3 separate regions of the Homo sapiens genome follow, and all the other regions are linked to region 2. A link is an interaction called in ENCODE POLR2A ChIA-PET data of the cell type or tissue named here. Cell type or tissue: GM12878. All regions are shown on one strand. Each heading gives the region's core, and the rest is flanking DNA. Links, peaks and the distances in the headings are about the cores only.

What was found. ChIA-PET counts read pairs that join two places held together with the same protein. Peaks named below come from ENCODE experiments on the same cell type or tissue, not always from the same donor. Only the 100,000 strongest peaks of a DNase experiment are listed, where the experiment ranks them.
Region 1: POLR2A ChIA-PET joins it to region 2 with 5 read pairs; 2 of 35 experiments call an interaction of 5 or more read pairs at or near these places.
Region 3: POLR2A ChIA-PET joins it to region 2 with 7 read pairs; 11 of 35 experiments call an interaction of 5 or more read pairs at or near these places.

The regions. Positions count from the first base shown.
Region 1 is chr2:127,561,394-127,566,920 of GRCh38, reverse strand. It overlaps MYO7B (myosin VIIB), which reads right to left. Exons shown (of 48, transcript NM_001393586.1): 3 at 2,655-2,768; 4 at 1,536-1,688; 5 at 94-278. LOC105373609 (a long non-coding RNA gene) reads left to right here. Exons shown (of 3, transcript NR_132317.1): 2 at 2,134-2,233; 3 at 4,943-5,527. Among named protein-coding and RNA genes, the nearest start is that of MYO7B, 28 kb to the right of the region's middle. RefSeq lists enhancers at 2,816-2,915, 3,226-3,275. In GM12878, for the core only: no CTCF peak of the experiment used is centred there; a DNase peak (open chromatin) is centred at 3,140; H3K4me3 peaks cover 634 bases; H3K27ac peaks cover 1,450 bases.
Region 2 is chr2:127,747,237-127,753,392 of GRCh38, reverse strand. The region is part of intron 7 of WDR33 (WD repeat domain 33); the gene reads left to right. Among named protein-coding and RNA genes, the nearest start is that of SFT2D3, 49 kb to the right of the region's middle. In GM12878, for the core only: no CTCF peak of the experiment used is centred there; DNase peaks (open chromatin) are centred at 2,828 and 3,622; H3K27ac peaks cover 834 bases.
Region 3 is chr2:127,819,687-127,825,842 of GRCh38, reverse strand. No RefSeq gene overlaps it. Among named protein-coding and RNA genes, the nearest start is that of WDR33, 12 kb to the right of the region's middle. RefSeq lists a silencer at 5,462-5,662. In GM12878, for the core only: no CTCF peak of the experiment used is centred there; no DNase peak of the experiment used is centred there.

The DNA of each region.
Region 1 (5,527 bases), core at 528-5,527, 190 kb after region 2:
GGAGAGCTCTCATCTCGCCTGATCTTGCAGGCATGCTGGTGGGGAGCAGTTCAGGGAGATGCCTGGAGGTGGTGCCTGACCCCTCTGCCTCACCTGATGATGCAGCACTGGTCCCTCTTGTTCCTCTTCATGCTGAAGTAGCAGTTGTTGGCGATGGCAAAGACATGCGGGGGCAGCTCGCCCATATGGCGGCTGTAGTAGAGCTGTACCTGCTCCAGGGTGTAGAGCGGCAGCACCTGGAACGGGTTGACGGCCACCAGGATGGAGCCTGTGTATGTCTGGGAAGGAAGCAGGTGGTCAGTGCCCTCTGCCCCTGGCAGAGGTACTCGGCCCTGGCCTTGGCCTTGGCCTTGGCTCTGGCTCTGCCCTCGGGGTTATCAGGGCCACTGACTTTGGTGGGGAAGTAGAATCTGATTCTGGGCCAGGGAGATCAGACATTCAGCTGCGCAGATCTCTCCTCTGGGAAGATGGGATATCCACCAGGAAGGTGAGCTCCCAGGGAACATATTTCCAGGAAGATCAAATGTTAACTGTTTTGTACCCTGCCTGGTATTTAGAAGGGGCTCGATAAAAATGGACTAAGTATGAAATGGGTTTTCACCTGCATCCCGCAGGGGCTTTCATATAGGCTGGTCAACAACTGGGCCTCACGGACCCCAACCCCAAATTCTGTGTGCCCCTGGGACCTCCGCCCTGGATCAGCTGCCCATCTGGAGCCCCCACCCAGCCCCACTGCCCCTCAGGGGGTGCGGCAGGCAGAGCCTGCACAATAAGCCACATGACCATGGTGTCCTGGTTTTCACTTTAGGAAAGGAGAGGACGTGCCCTCTGGCTTCAGGCTGTGCCACCAGATGAGGAGTGCAGGCAAAAGCCCTTTGGAAGCACAAGCTGCTTTCCTCTGAGCAGCCCAGAAGGGCCAGTCAGAACCAAGCTAGCCACCCCTCCAGACCAGAGAGGCCCAGGCAGGCAGTGGCTTCTGCAGGCCACACCTACTTAGGCCGAACTGGTGTCGGTTTTGGAATACCACCTCCCCTGGAAAAATCTGCATTGGAACCAGGATGAGAGCTTCAGGCTGGAGTGAACCTCCATCCAGGCCAGGTTTGCACGGAGGGCCCACATCCATCCCCATGGCCCCCTCGTCTGGTGAATCAGGACCTTGGGATCTGGGCTGTCACGGGCCTCACTCTTGGGAGGCCAGGGGCTTTCTGTCTAGTGACTCTGTCTCTACAACATGCCTGGGAAGGAGAGGGCAGAGGATGATGGCCACCTGATGGCCATCTGCAGCCCTCACTGAGCAGAGACTGTGCCAGGCACTGTGCTGTCACTCTACGCATTGGCTTCCTCCCCTCCAGGGTGGGATCACCCTCCTTGTTTGGGACTGGGCAGCAGAGATTGGGAAAAGTTAGGCACCTCGCCCACCTCCCTCAGTGAGGGCATGGGGGGCAGTGCCCCCTGTGCATCATTTTCTTCTCCCTGTCCAGGAGGTTGGCACCTGTGAGGGGCTCCCCTGTGGACACAGGGCTGGGGAGACTCACATAGATCTTGTGCTGCTGGTAGCGGATCAGGAGGTTGTGCACCATGCCTGCCTCGTTCAGGTCCCCCAGGCGGATCATGTCGTCCACACCCTGGACTGAGTTGGGGTGCATGGGACTGAGGACACCAAAGTCCTCTGCTCGGATCCAGTGTTCCTGGAACAATGGGTGCAGACTCCCCTGAGGGGTGGCCTCCATCCCCATGGCCAGCCTGCCACACCCTCCCCTCCAAGTTCTCAGCAGCAAGGTGACCTTCCGGGTCATGGATCAGCTGACCTGGGGCAGTGGCCAGCCTCCGGCCAGGGTCAGTCTATGACAAGGGTCAAGAGACTCCTGTGGCAGGATCCGGTCCATCTATGGCTGGGTCAGCATGGGTCTAGGGCCCAGGGTTAGGGCGTAGCTGGGGCTAGGGCTGAATTTCAGACCAGGGACAAAGGAGCTTATAGCCAGAAGTTAGATTTAGGGTCAGGTTGCAGCTGGGAGCCTTGCAGGTTGTTGGAATAAGACTGTGCAAGTAAAAGCTTTTTTAAAAAACTACAGTGTCACACAAATAGAAGATATTGTTATTATTTTACTGACTTCCATCATCTGGAACTCACAGGCCACAGCCTAGAAACTTCTCCTTGGAGGCTAAGCCTGCAGCACCCAGCTGAGCACAGAGGACAATCTGAGGAGCTAAGTGACCGGCTGGACACTCCATTGTAAGCCCTTCCCTGCTCACCACCTAGCTGGCCCTGACCCCTCTGGTGGACGAGCTGGTCACTCCCGGGCCACTCCAGCTTGCTGGCCTCTTACTTGTGCATTTTGCCCCGTCCTGCCCCTCCACACACCTTCCTCACCCACCTTTCCCCCTTGCCCGTTTCATTTTGCAAACTGGCTTTCTGCCCCTCTGGCCCTTCCAGAGCCCCTTTCCCACTTCCCACTTCCTTCTTGAAACGTTCCCCAGGACACACAGGCCATGTTCTCCATGGCAGGACTCCACCGTGATCTGTCCTGCCACCCAGGTCCCCACTTGGCCTTGGAGCCCCTGGTGTTGGGGAGAGGCTCCACAGGGCGGGGAGGGCTCCAGGGCCCTGGATGTGAGGGCAGGGCAGGGCCCAGAGGAAACCCCAGAACACTGACCTTGCCCTCGTCATCTTCAACCAAGACTTTGCCTGGCTTTGCCTCTTTGATGATGCCCCCGATGGCCACGCCGGTCTTGTGGGTGGAGGGAGGCTCCAGCCACACGTGGTCACCCTGGAGGGCAGACAGAAGACAGTGGTGTGATCCCCGCTCTCTCTTCCCCTCCCTGCTGGATACTTACTTCTCTTCGGGGCTATGCCTTCCAGCCCAGAGCTCCCAAGGTGGCTGGAGCTTGTCTCTCCTTTCCTCTCCTCCCCTCTCCCATCTCTCTTTCTCCCTGCTCACTGGGCAGGTACCAAGCGCCTGTACAGCTTCTCTCCATGTCTTTGTCTTGTCTGGGACAATAAGCTGACAAGAACAGGAGCTCTGGTCTCACCACAGCACCTCTCATAATGAAAAAGAAACTTGGCTACTATTTAGGAAGGTGGTGTGGCTGAGTGGTTAAGAGAGAAAGTGCTTCTCAAGCTTGATGACGGTAGCAAGAGTTGCATCCTCTCAGAAATCACCCACAAGCAATAGGAGGATGAGAAACAGAAACGAGCACTAGAAGACGCAGGAGGAAGCTGAAAAGGTGGCCCCAGCTGTAGGTTCCAGAAAGAGAGGGCAAAGTTCACTTCTCCAAGGCAGGAGCCCATCCTGGCATGCAAAAGCAGCATGTCTTGCTGCAGCAGTAGGAGCAAGGGCACAAGGTGGCAGGCGGAGCTTGCCTGGCCTGTCTTGGTTCTAGGAAACACCATATTTGCAGGTCTTCCATATTTGCAGGAAGCAGTCTCTCTGTGGGGTGGGAAAAGAGAAGTCTTGCCCTGTGAAAAGCTCTGCAGTACCCAGATCTATTGGGTGGGAGAAGCCACTACTAAAAATTCACATGTGAGATTTCTGCTAGCCTGCACTGTGGCATTGACACCTCATGAACCTCCTTCTAATCCAAGAAAGCTCACCCCATCTGAAGAGAAGTAATCCAAAAGGAACCAGCACAGTTCTGTGTTCGGAGGTACTGAAACCCAAGAGGAGGAAAGGAGCAAATAATACTCAGCAAAAGAGAAATAACTGCCACAGAGCAGTAGGAAGTTGTGACCAAGTATTTCACCATAATTTACAAAAACTGACCAAAGAGTAGGTCAGAGGCAAAAGAGCCCAGGAATTAGATGGGGGACAACTGAGAAAAAGGATGAGACATGAGTTGGCAGAGCCGAATGAAAAAATTGAGGAAATGAAAGAAATGCAGACCAGAATGAAAGCAAAATTGGAAACAGCAGGAGAACATACCCTGATTATAAAAACATGGGAAGAATCATAAAAGGTAGGAAGGAGAAAAGTGAGCAAAATGATATAGAATTTGTTAAAAAATTAGAATTAGGGGCTGGATGTGGTGGTTCACACCTGTAATCCCAGCACTTTGGGAGGCCAAGACAGGCCAGGAGTTTGAGACCAGCCTGGCCAACATGGAGAAACCCTGCCTCTACTAAAAAAATGCAAAAATTGGCTGGGTGTGGTGGCTCATGCCTGGAATCCCAGCACTTTGGGAGGCTGAGGCGGGCAGATCACAAGGTCAGGAGTTCAAGACCAGCCTGGCCAACATAGTGAAACCCCATCTCTACTAAAAATACAAAAATTAGCCGGGTGTGGTGGCAAGCACCTGTAGTCCCAGCTACATGGGAGGCTGACGCAGGAGAATTGCTTGAACCCGGGAGGCAGAGGTTGCAGTGACCGAGATCATGCCACTGCACAACAGCATGGGCAACAGTGCAAGACTCCGTCTCAAAAAAAAAAAAAAAAAAAAAAAACAATAAAACCCCACAAAAATTAGCTGGGCGTGGTGGTGGGCGCCTGTAATCCCAGCTAATCAGGAGGCTGATGCAGGATAATTGCTTGAATCTGAGAGGTGGAGGTTGCAGTGAATTGTGATCGTGCCACTGCACTCCAGCTTTGCTGACAGAGACTCTGTCAAAAAAGAATACATAAATAAAAAATAAAATAAAATTAGAATTAGGAAGAAGATCGCTATAGAAGATGGGCAAAAATACAAGTAAACCTCATTATATGGACTGAATTGTGTCCCTCCAGAATTCATATAGTGAAGCCCCAATTCCTGACATGACCATATTTGCAGATAAGGCCTTCAAGGAGGTAATTAAGGTTAAATAAGGTCCTAAGGGTGTGGTCCTAATCCAACAGGACTGGTGTCTATAAAAAAGGAAGAGGCACCAGAGTGAGATGCATGCACGCTCTCTCTCTCTCCCTTTCTCTCTCTCTCTCTCTTTTTCTTTCTCCCTCTCCTCACCCCCAAGCACAGAAGAAAGGCCATGTGAAGATAAGATGAGAAGACAGCCATCTACCAGCCAGGAAGAGAGGCTTCACCAGACACCAACCCTAAAGGCACCTTGACCTTGGACTTCCAGCTTCCAGGACTGTGAGAACGCAAATGTCTGTGGTTTAGGCCATCCAGTCTGTGATACCTTGTTATGGCAGTCCAAGCCCCAGTGAAGTCAGACAGTCCGGCTGGGTTCTAATCTCTACTCTATATTACAGGAGTTATACGGCCTTGGGAAAGTCACTTAACTGCTCTGAACCTTAACTTTCTTATCTGTTGAAAGGGCCCGCTTCACAGGGCTGCTGTGAAGATGGAATGCCCTATGGCAGGGACCCCGCATAGTGTCCAGCACAGAGGGCACCACAGAGGGCTCAACAACCACATGGGCCCTCTGAAAGACTTATTCATTAAAAACATGACCACTCTGCACTTTGGGAGGCCGAGGCGGGTGGGCAGATCACCTGAGGTCAGGAGTTCGAGACAAGCTTGGCCAACGTGGTGAAACCCTGTCTCTACTAAAAATACAAAAATTAACTGGGCATGGTGGTGGGTGCCTGTAGTC
Region 2 (6,156 bases), core at 687-5,686:
TCAGCCACTGTTATGACAGTAGTATATATAGGCTTTTATATTTATAAGCAATCTATAAATATGACTACTTGTTTAAACAAAGCTGTCATGATTTTTTAGTGTTTTTAGATGTAAAAAATTCAACAGATATGAACTTAGAATTGGTCTTTTTGAAGTCCTTTAAAAGGGCTATGCGTGGTGGCTCATGCCTGTAATCCCAGCACTTTGGGAGGCCAAGGCAGGTGGATCACTTGAGGTCAGGCATTTGAGACCAGCCTGGCCAACATGGTGAAACCCCGTCTCTACTAAAAATACAAAAATTAGCTGGGCGTGGTGGCACATGCCTGTAATCCCAGCTTCTCGGGAGGCTGAGGCAAGAGAATTGCTTGAACCCAGGAGGCAGAGGAGGTTGCAATGAACCGACAGTGTGCCATTGCATTCCAGCCTGGGCAACAAGAGCAAAACTCCATCTCATAAATAAATAAATAAATAAATAAAGTCTTATAAGTGGATTTAAATAGTTTATCTTAGTTGTTAGATGCATCAGATAATTAATGATGACACGCTGTGGCCAATGTGCTATCATTGGTTCTTTTGCTGATAAAAATTTAGAAGACATGACCTCTTCCCTTTAGCACCATGTCCAACATTTTCCTAGTTATCTTATTTCTTCAGAAATGTTTTGTGGATTGATGAAATACCATATCAACCAGGAATGCTGTTTTACATTGACAGTGAGTAGTCTTCACAGCTCATAGCAGCAGGCTGCTGTCATTGGTGCCTAGACTGTTTCTTTTTTTTTTTTTTTTTTTTTTTTGAGACGGAGTCTCGCTCTGTCGCCCAGGCCGGACTGCGGACTGCAGTGGCGCAATCTCGGCTCACTGCAAGCTCCGCTTCCCGGGTTCACGCCATTCTCCTGCCTCAGCCTCCCGAGTAGCTGGGACTACAGGCGCCCGCCACCGCGCCCGGCTAATTTTTTGTATTTTTAGTAGAGACGGGGTTTCACCTTGTTAGCCAGGATGGTCTCGATCTCCTGACCTCATGATCCACCCGCCTCGGCCTCCCAAAGTGCTGGGATTACAGGCGTGAGCCACCGCGCCCGGCCGGTGCCTAGACTGTTTCATCAGGACAGCATTTAGTTTTTTGGGGGGTAAGAACAGGTTTTATCCTGCTGACCAACCTTAAGCACAAGAATTAATCCCTAACTCCATTTAGTGATAAGGAAGTTGGATGAACAAGTGATAGCTCTGGTAAAATGTTATTTCTTTTTGCCATCTTGGATGAGTAATGTGTCAGCAGTAAGGTAGGAATCTTGGGGCAAATGTACTATACATATATTTTTGTTGCAGTAGACAAGATTCAAATATAGAAATCTAATGTCTTGTTTGGACTCTCCTTGTTACCCTCTGCGTCCACCCCGTGAAACTTGTCAGTTTGACCAAACGGACTAGCTGACTTTGGGGACTTGACTTTGGGGACTTACTGCGTCCTCAGAGTCTTCCGTGTAGTTTGTTGGAGGGTAGGAGCCGAAACCTTACCTGTGACATAGCAGATGTGGGTCTGATTGAGTGACTCTAAGATCAGAGAGGTGGCATCTGGAATAAAAAGAGCATTTTAAGTTTAGTGATTTCTGAACTAAAATCCTGCTCCTTTCTTGAGGTCGTATAGTACAGCACTCAGTTTTAATGTTCTTTCTGTAGAACCTGAATATTAAATACTTCAAAACTTTGGTGGTGGTAATATTAAAAAAATTTTTTTGCAATAGTTAAATCAGATCATTTCATTTCCTGAAATCTATGCAAATTATTCCATTTGTATCTTTTTTAAGTGTATTCTGATTTTAAAATTTATTATTATTTTTCAGAGACAGGATTTCGCTCTGTTGCCCAGGTTGGAGTACACTGGCATGATCATAGCTCACCATAACCTCAAACTCCTGGCCCTAAGCCATCCTCCTGCCCAACCTGTTTTTTTTTTTTTTTAAATAGAGCATCTTCACTCTAAATATCAATATTATTATTATTATTATTATTATTATTATTATTATTATTTTGAGATAAGGTCTTGCTCTGTCACTCAGGCTGGAGTGCAGTGGCATGATCTTGGCTTACCGCAGCCTCCACCTGCCAGGCTCAAGTGATCCTCCCACGTCAGCCTCCTGAGAAGCTGGGGCTACAGGTGCATGCCACCATGTGTGGCTAACTTTTGTATTTTTAGTAGAGATAGGGTTTCACCATGTTGCCTAGGCTGGTCTTGAACTCCTGGGCTCAAGTGATCCTCCCGCCTCTGCCTTCCAAAGTACTGAGATTATAGGCATGAGCCACCGTGCCTTGCCATCAATCTGATTTTTTAGAACATTTTTAGTTTTACAGTTTTTAGGTTTTAATGTGCCATGCAAATGTAAGTTCCCAAGGGTCTTCTGGGTGGAAATGTTTATTAAAACAAAAATTTATCAAGAGTATTCACTAGACATTTTGTGTAGTTTTTTAAATTCTAGCAGGTGAATCATTAAATCAATTACTGTAAAATACCTTCAGTTTTTGAATTAGCTGTTTTATTTATTTTTACATTTTAACCTCTGAAAGAAATAAAATTAGCTGTTTTAAAGATAGTTTTTTCCATATGTGTGTATATATATGTGTATATATATGTATGTATACATATATATGTATGCATACATATATATGTATGCATACATACATATATATATATATATATATATATATATATATATATTTTTTTTTTTTTTTTTTTTTTTTTTTTAAGATGGAGTTTCACTCTTGTTGCCCAGGCTGGAGTGCAATGATTACAATCTCGACTCACTGCAACTTCCGCCTCTCGGGTTCAAACAATTCTCAAGTGCCTCAGCCTCTCGGGTAGCTGGGATTATAGGCACGTGCCACCATGCCTGGCTAATTTTTGTATTTTAAGTAGCGATGGGGTTTCACCATGTTGCCCAGGCTGGTCTCGAGCTCCTAACCTCAAGTGATTCATCTGCCTCAGTCTCCCAAAGTGCTGGGATTACTGGTGTGAGCTACTGTGCCTGGCCTTCCCTTATATTTTTGACTCAAAAAAAGTCTGTTCTCAGCTGGGTGCGGTGGCTCATGCCAGTAATCCCAGCACTTTGGGAGGCCAAGGCAGGCAGATCACTTGAGCCCAGGAGTTTGAGACCAGCCTTGGCAACATGGCAAAACCCCATTTGTACAAAACAAATACAAAAAGTTAACTGGGTGTGGTGGCGTGTGCCTGTGGTCCCTGATACCAGGGAGGCTGAGGTAGGAGGATCTCTTGAACCTGGGAAATCTGAGGCTGCAGTGAGCCAAGATTTCGCCACTGCACTCAAGCCTGGGTGGCAGAATGAGACCCTGTCCCTCCCTCCCCACAAATGCCTGTTCTCCTACAATGAGAAATAAGCTGATAACATTTTTGACTTAAGAAGAAGCAGATATTAGAAATTACAGCCTGTGAGAGAATGGTGTGAACCCGAGAGGTGGAGCTTGCAGTGAGCTGAGATTGGGCCACTGTACTCCAGCCTGGGTGGCAGAGTGAGACTCCGTCTCAAAAAAAAAAAAAAGCCTGTGAAATGAAAGGTATTTGAAAGACTCAGTATGATGGAGAGTTTCAGTTCTTGCTGACGAGAAACACTGAGGACTGTGATAATTGTAAAGGTTAAGGTTTGGCACAGTTGCTGAGGGCTTGTCTTGAAAGAGGAAGTAGTCAACACTATGGCATTTCTTTTTTTTTTTTTTTTTGAGGTGGAGTCCTACTCTGTTGCCCAGGCTGGAGTGTAGTGGCACAATCTCAGCTCACTGCAATCTCCGCCTCCCTGGCTCAAGTGATTCTCCTGCCTCAGCCTCCCGAATAGCTGGGAATACAGGTGTCTGCCACCATGCCCAGCTAATTTTTGTATTTTTAGTAGAGACGGGGTTTCACCATGTTGGCCAGGCTGGTCTCAAACCCCTGACCTCGGGTGATCCACCTGCCTCAGCCTCCCAAAGTGCTGGGATTACAGACACGAGCCACCACACCTGCCCTTATGGTGTTTCTTCATCATCATTTTATTTATTTTGTTTTGTTTTATTGAGACCGTTTCACTCAGTCACCCAGGTTGGAGTGCAGTGGCACGATCACAACTCACTGGAGCCTCAACTGCCTGGGCTTATGCGATCCACCTGAGCTTTCTGAGTAGCTGGGACTGCAGTTGCATGCCACTATGCCTGTCTAACTTTATTTTATTTTTAATAGATACAAGATGTCACTATGTTGCTTAAGCTGATCTCAAACTCCTAGGCTAAGAGATTTTCCCATCTTGGCCTCCCAAAGTACTGGATTACAGGCGTGAGCCACCAAGCCCGGCCACATTTTTGGTTTTGTACTTGTAGATATGATTAATACTTATAGAAATTTTAAAAATCTTTCATCAAAAGAGTGCATATGAAAATCTTGCTTTATTTTCTTCTCACAGCTAACATACTATCCAGATAATTCCAGTAGTTAAGGTGAGCACTTTTTTTTTTTTTTTTTTTTTTAAGTTTCAGCTACCTAGGAGGCCCTGTTAGGAGGATCACTTGAGCCCAGGAGATCGAGACAGTAATGAGCCATGCACCACTGCACCCAGGCCTGGGTGACAGAATGAGACCCTGTCTCAGGAAAAAAGATATTACTCACTTTCATGTTTTCCTTATAGCTTCAGCTTTATTGTTGATGAGCATTTTCCTGCATCCCTTGTTTAAAGTACCTCTAAATCTAGACATAACCCAGATACTTGGATGTGCTGCCGCCAATTGAAATGATCCTTGATTAACTCCTGCTTATTCTCTTGATCAATTTGGCTGTAAAAGCTTCTCCTCTGCTTTAACAGTTTTTAATGCTTTTTACTTTACCTGAGCCATTTAAAACATTTTACCATGGTCTTGACATTAAAAGCAAAACTGAAGAAATCTTACACCAGCATCATCCAAAGCTGCCCTCCCTGTGAATTATAGTTTTAGAGTCATTTTCTAAGCCTAGAACATTTAGTCTATTTTCATTTCACTGTTAGTATTTACAAGTGTGAATACCCTTCAGTTAAAGACCACTAGGAGTACACCTGTCATAGAGCAGGTTGGATTTATTGCTCATTGCAGCAAAGAACACAGACCGCAGGGAACCATGGGGTGTCCTAGTAACAGGGTGTTATAATGTATTATAGGATTTGGGCTTTGGATAATTTTGGGGGGAAGGTCTAAGGACATGAGGGCTTGCTCTAGATAGGGTGCTGTCGGAAAACAGAGGCAATTCTATGATTGGGTATCAACAGATCTTATAGAGGGGGTCAAGTAGATTGAGGTTAAAGCTGTAATTGGTGAAGAAATAGCTGTCACTCATTCAGCAAGAAAGAGAATTTTGTATTTTGTGGGTTGTACAGTGACCTAGTTTTTTCTCACTTTGCCATGGTCTTGGAGTGACTACTTTTGATATTGACGTTCAGTGAGATTGTCCAACAGGAGCGTGGAATGTTTAAGCTGTACATGTCAGAACAGTTTGTAGTAACACCAAGGCTTAGCTTGAACATCAGATTAGTTCTCAGAGGTCAGGGGCTGCTGCTTTTTACTTTCTTGAACATATTGAAATCCAGACAGACTTGAGGTCAGGATTTAGTAGCAGCGACATGCTCGGCAGGCACAGGTTGGAACCAGCTGAAATGATGCCAGCAGTATGTTTTTACAAAACGGAGCAATTGGGGAGAATTTGGTGGCATGTTAACCAGCATTAGACAAGCAGGATACATTATAGGCAAAAGCAGCCTCTTCAGATAGTACCACTAGTTTTGCCACTGGCGTATAGAATTTTCCCATAGAAATAGAGAATGTCATCATGTATCATCATTGAAATCTTCATAGTTGCTTTTATGCTAACGTTGAGTGCTCATGGGAACCTCAAAATCTTTAAATAAAGGTTTTAGATTGTAAAAGTTTTTACTTTTTTTTTTTTTTCGGTAGAGCAGCGGTAGCCCTAAAATATTGTTGATTTGGACCAAACTGAGGATAAAATGTTTTCAGAATAAGATTTTTCTCCTAAAGACTATTTCACACAGAAATATTTGTTCATTTTAGGTTTTAAACACTGTATGTTAAACTGTTGTTTGTATTTTATTTATTAGGTACAGTACATAATTTCGTATGGAAAAAACAGCAT
Region 3 (6,156 bases), core at 453-5,452, 73 kb before region 2:
AAAAAAATGGGTTGCTGCCTCCACAGTGAAGTGCAGAAGGTTTTACAGATGAGCTTAAGGAGGTGGTGTTTGATTTACATAGGACACGAAAGATTGGTTGGAACAGGTGTTCCATTTGCATAGCATGTGAAGAAGCTGGCCACCTCCACCCTAATCTTTTATTATGAAAATAGGTGCTCTACCTGGCCGGCACCATGTTGCCTGTTCCTTTACTGTACATGTGGTAACAAAGAAAAGGAAGACGGCGCTTCCATGTTGAACATACCTGGCTTCCAGGTAGCCCTTTTCTATTGGCACAGTTGCCAGTATTCACCTGTGCAAGCTTCTAGCTTGCTTATCAATGTCTGCAACTCGCTTTTTCAGGCTGCCCTTTGTTAGAAAAGAAATGATTTTGTGGGTGCTTTTTGTTAAAAGGAAAGCCTTTCCAAGGATTCCTTTCCCCTCACTATCTGCTTAAATAATTTCTTCTAGATCCTGTATCATATCTCCCCCCTCAGGAGTGGTAACCCTAACTGTTGTTAGGGGGTGTTGGATGACAACCTTTTTTTTTTTGGCTACTTTCTGCTGAAGAGGCACATCTCGTGGGGAACAGCATCTAGGGCTTTTCCTGGGGTTGATTTAAGGGTCCTCGGAAGAAGGGCGTGTCCATATGTGGTTCCATCTGCAGCACCATTTGGAGTTCAATTGCTTCTAGGCAATAAGAGACAAATTTTACACTAAGGTTTAGAATATAGCATTTATTGTGGCCGGGTGCAGTGGTTCATGCCTGTAATCCCAGCACTTTGGGAGGCCAAAGCAGGCAGATCATGAGGTCAGGAGATCGAGACCATCCTGGCTAACACAGTGAAACCCCGTCTCTACTAAAAAATACAAAAAAATTAGCCAGGTGTGGTGGCAGACACCTGTATTCCCAGGTACTCGGGAGGCTGAGGCAGGAGAATGGCATGAACCTGGGAGGCGGAGCTTGCAGTGAGCTGAGATCACGCCACTGCACTCCAGCCTGGGTGACAGAGTGAGACTGTCAAAAAAAAAAAAAAAAAAAGAATATAGCATTTATTTATTTTTATTTTATCTTATTTTTCATGGGTTTTTTTTTGTGTGTTTTTTGTTTTTTTTCCAGACAGAATCTTGCTCTGTCGCCCAGGCTGGAGTGCAGTGGCACAATCTCGGCTTGCTGCAACCTCTGCCTCCTGGGTTCAAGCAATTCTCTGCCTCAGCCTCCTGAGTAGCTGGGATTACAGGCACCCACCACCATGCCCAGCTAATTTTTGTATTTTTAGTAGAGACGGGCTTTCACCATCTTGGCCAGGCTGGTCTTGAACTCGTGACCTCGTGATCTCCTTGCTTTGGCCTCCCCAAATGCTGGGATTACAGGCATGAGCCACTGTGCCTGGCCCAGAATATAGCATTTAAATATGAGTATTAAAATTTCCACTGTTGGCCAGGTGTGGTGGCTGACGCCTGTAATCTCAGCACTTCAGGAGGCCAAGGCCGGCAGATCATCTGAGGTCAGGAGTTTGAGACCAGCCTGGCCAACATGGTGATACCCTGTCTCTACTAAAAATAAAAAAATTAGCTGGGCATGGTGGCGTGCACCTTTAATCCCAGCTACCCGGGAAGCTGAGGAAAGAGAATCACTGGAACTCAGGAGGCAGAGGCTGCAGTGAGCCAAGATCGCGCCAATGCACTCCAGCCTGGGTGGCAGAGCAAGACTCCATCAAATTAAAAAAAAAAAATTACCACTATTATTGGGAGTACTATAGACTACAACCATGACAGTAGAGTTTGATACCTGCTAGCCATTCTGATGGGTTATACTACTGGTTTCCTTTCAGCAGGTGTTACTGTACTTTATCAGAAGCATTAATATAAAAGTCACATTTTTTTTTTGAGATGGAGTCTTGCTTTGTCGCCCAAGCTGGAGTGCAGTGGCATGATCTCAGCTCACAGCAACCTCTGCCTCCTGGGTTCAAGCAATTCTTCTGCCTCAGCCTCCAGAGTAGCTGGGACTACAGGCATGCACCACCATGCACAGTTAATTTTTGTATTTTTAGTAGAGATGGAGTTTTACCATGTTGGCTAGGCTGATTTCGAACTCCTGACCTTGTGATCCGCCCACCTCAGCCTCCCAAAGTGCTGGGATTACAGGCATGTGCCACCGCGACCGGCCTAAAAGTAACATTTTTTTAAGTGGATAAGTGGCATTGGATTGGGTGGCTAGAGTAACTTTATTTTTATATTTTATTATTTTATTTTTATTATTATTCTTTGAGACAGAGTCTTACTCTGTTGCCCAGACTGGAGTGCAGTGGTGTGATCTCAGTTCACTGCAACCTCCACCTTCCAGGTTCAATCTATTCTCCTGCCTCAGCCTCCTGAATAACTGGGATTACAGGTGCATGCCACCATGCCTGGCTAATTCTTGTATTTTCAGTAGAGATGGTGTTTCACCATATAGACCAGGCTGGTCTCAAACTCCTGACCTCAGGTGATCCACCTGCCTCGGCCTCCCAAAGTGCTGGGATTGCAGGTGTGAGCCACCGTGCATGGCCAAGGGGACTATTTTTAAGACAGACTTCACAAGCATTAACAACCTGTTTGACTGTTTTTATTAAGCTCTCTCCTGAAAAAAAACTCTGAGCACACTGGTAAGTTTTATCCTTTCCCAAGTGAAAAGCTTGGTGAAGAACTTTAAGGACTTTCCACTGGCTGGAGGCTGGCAAGTGGAGCTTGCTATCCTCTGACTGTAGCCATCCTGAGGGCTGAAAAGTTTACCCTGGAGAGATGGCCTATTCTATCTCTGCAGGGGAGTACTGAGGCTTAATTTCTCTTATGGAGCCTTCGCAGATGAGAGGGGCTTCAAGTGTGTTGATGCTCTGAGGCTTCCTTACTGCTGACTTGGCTGCCTGATGAGCTAACTTGTTTCCTTCAGCTATTTAATTTGTTCCCTTCTGGTGTCCCTTACAATGCATCACTGCTACCTCTCATGGAAGGAAAACTGAGGATAATAACCTGTTAATTTCCTGGCAGTATTTTATAGGGGATCCATTAGCAGTAAGAAAGTGTCTTTCCTTCCAAACGGCAGCGTGAGCATGAAGAACTAAGAAAGCATACCTGGAGTCTGTAAATGTTAACTAGCTTTCCCTTGCTTAATTCAAGTGCTGTTGTAAGAGCTATTAGTTTAGCTAGTTGAGTGCTTGGGCCTGGAGAGAGGGGTACACTTTTAATAACATCATTCAGAGTGACTGCTGCACATCCTGCCTTCTGGACTCCCTGCTTCAGAATGGAACTTCCATCCGTGAAGAGGGTACAGTCTGGATGAATTGGGACTACAGCCTCATTAATGAGGTGAGGTTCCTGAACTAATCTCCATTCCCCACTGGGTTTTTGCACTCCTAATATTGGGGTGCAGGACCTTAACAGTGCAGGACCTGTTACAGGGTTTCAGGAGGTCCTACATCTTTAGGTTCATAATGGCTTCTAGCACTTTCCTAGCTTCTGGCTTTAGGGGATCTTGTTTCTGGTTAGGAAAAGAAGTAGGAGCCTTATGATGGATCCGAACTGGCCTAGTAGTTAATAGCTTGACCTATTTTTCCTTGAGTTGCCCACACTTCTGGATTAATATTAGCTTCCACCAGGGGGAAGAGTTTGTCTGGGGCTATAAGGATGCTGGCCCCCATGCAAGCTAAAATGTCTTTACCTAATAAAGGAGTGGGATTTTTCAGGCATAATTAAAAAGGCATGTGTAAATAATAGGTCCCCCCCAACTACAACGAAGGGGTTGAGAAAAATATCAGGTTAGAACCTTTCCTGAGACACCCATCACAGTTGTGCTACGGGAAGAGGGGAGTCTTGGATTAAAGGGAAGATGAGAGAAGCTGGCTCCAGTGTCCAGAAGGAGGTCACCCTCCTTCCTTCGATTTCCAGAATCACCTGGGGCTCCTGTGCAGTAATGGCAGTTCAAGCTGCTGGAGCTGGGGGTTTGAGCTCCAGGACCAGTTAGTCCTGTTGGACAATCTGTGAGACTGGTTCTGAACCCAGTGACCTCCATCTCCAGGGGCAGTCCAGTTTCCAGTGGTCTCTGCCACAGACTGGACAGGGTCAAGGTTGCTTCCTCTTGTTGCCTGGGCACTCCTTCTTAAAGTGCTCTGACTTGCCACACCAGTAGCAACTAGTGGATGCACCTTGGGGATCCTGGACTTTGCAAGCCCGCAGAGCAGCTACTAGAAGCCTCTGTCTTCCTCTTGTGTTTCCTTTCTTTATCTTGGGCGTCCTCCTGGTCTCTTTTATAAAAGACCGAGGTGGCCTCCCTCAGGAGGTTTTCCAAGGTGCTATCTGGTCCTATAGCCTGCTTCTGCAATTTCCTTCTAATACTGGGAGCTGCCTATATAATAAACTTGTCCTTGAGGATGAGCTGTTCCTTGACTGAATCAGGGAATAAAGAGATGTGTTTTATTAGTGCCTCTCTCAGCTTTTCCATAAAGGCTGTGGGATTCTTATCTGGCTTTTGGTCTAACATGCACAGTTTAACTAAGAGGTTTGGTCCTAGGTTTTCATAGGCCCTCCAATATGCACATTGAAAAGTGTTTCCTTTTCCATTCTGTGGAATAGAAAAAGGGTTCCATTCTGTGGAGTTATTGGGGTTCCAATCAGGGTTGTCAAAAGGTACTGCCTCTCTTCCCATTGGGAATTATCGTTCCCCTATTTCTTGACTTTCCCTATTTACTCTTTTCCTTTTTGGCCTACTATAGGAGACATATTGCTCATCTCTGAACTTATCTGCTGCCTGGAGAGCTGCCTGTTTTTCAGCTGTGATCAGGTTTTGGCTTAAGAGCAGCATAACATCCCTCCATGAGAGGTAAAATACCTGAGTTAAGTTTTGGAAAGCTGCTACTTATTGGGATCTACTTATTGGGATCATCAGAAAATCAGCCCAAGCCTCCCTTTATTTGCCTAAAGTCCTGCAATGAGAAGGGAACTTGAACCCTAGTGGCATTACCTCCATTGGGCATTTCTTGTAGGGGTAAGAATGAAGCTGGGGGAGTGGAGAGTTTTAGAGATAGTGGAGCTGGAGGGGCTGATGGTGCAGTTGGAGGGATCCCCAAATAAGGAGGGAAAAAGTGGTTCATACACTGAACAGCTGCCTCAGATGATTCCCCTGGAAGTTGCTTCTCTAGTTTTGGGGATTCATTCCCTTTGGGCCTGCCTGATATGACTGCTAAAAGAGTGGGGTCCATTGTGTAACACCTCCAAAGGTCTAGTAAGGCCATACCCTTGTGCAAAAGAAAATGAGCCACCACGTTTTTCTTCAAAGTCTTGGGGTTAAAGGAGTCGCAGTGCTTCAGTATGCACTCCAGAGGAGTGCAGGCCAAAGATGGTCTGTTACCCATTGAAAAAGAGAAGCAAGAAAAAGGTGTTCCTTTGGTCTCCTTCCTTTCCTTTGGAATGGCCCAGGGTGGATGAGAAGACAGTGGGGTTGTTCCCCCAACTGTTTTTCTTCCTTGGTTCCTGAGCGCTGGCATCCATTAAAGGTGCTGCCTGTGGATGCAGACTTGATCCTCAGCCATGGAACCGGAGGAACTAAGCGATTAGTATTAGTCACGCTCACCCATGCAGCTCCAGTCCTCCACTTGTGATTTTCCTTTGACTTCTTAGACTTGTGTGATCCATGTGATTCTCTGATAAATGGATCTTGGGAAAGACTATGTAACAGTTGCTTTTGGGCAAGGCCCCTTAATGGAGGGAGTGTGCTGGTTTGAGCTCTATAAATAGCTATTATGTCCTGGACTAAAGTATTTATTCTTGCTGGGCATGGTGGCCCACGCCTGTAATTCCAGCACTTTGGGAGGCCGAGGTGGATGGATCACCTGATGTCAGGAGTTCGAGACCAGCCTGACCAATATGGTGAAACCCATCTCTACTAAAAATACAAAAATTAGCTGGGTGTGGTGGTGGCTGCCTGTAGTCCCAGCTACTCGGGAGGTTGAGGTAGGAGAATCGCTTGAACCCGGGAGGCGGAGGTTACAGTGAGCCAAGATCGTGCCACTGCACTCCAGCCTGGGTGACAGAGCGAGACTCCATCTCAAAAAAAAAAAAAAAAGGATTTATTCTTAGGCAGTGACTGTGGTTAACTTCTGGACATAAAATTCCCTTAAT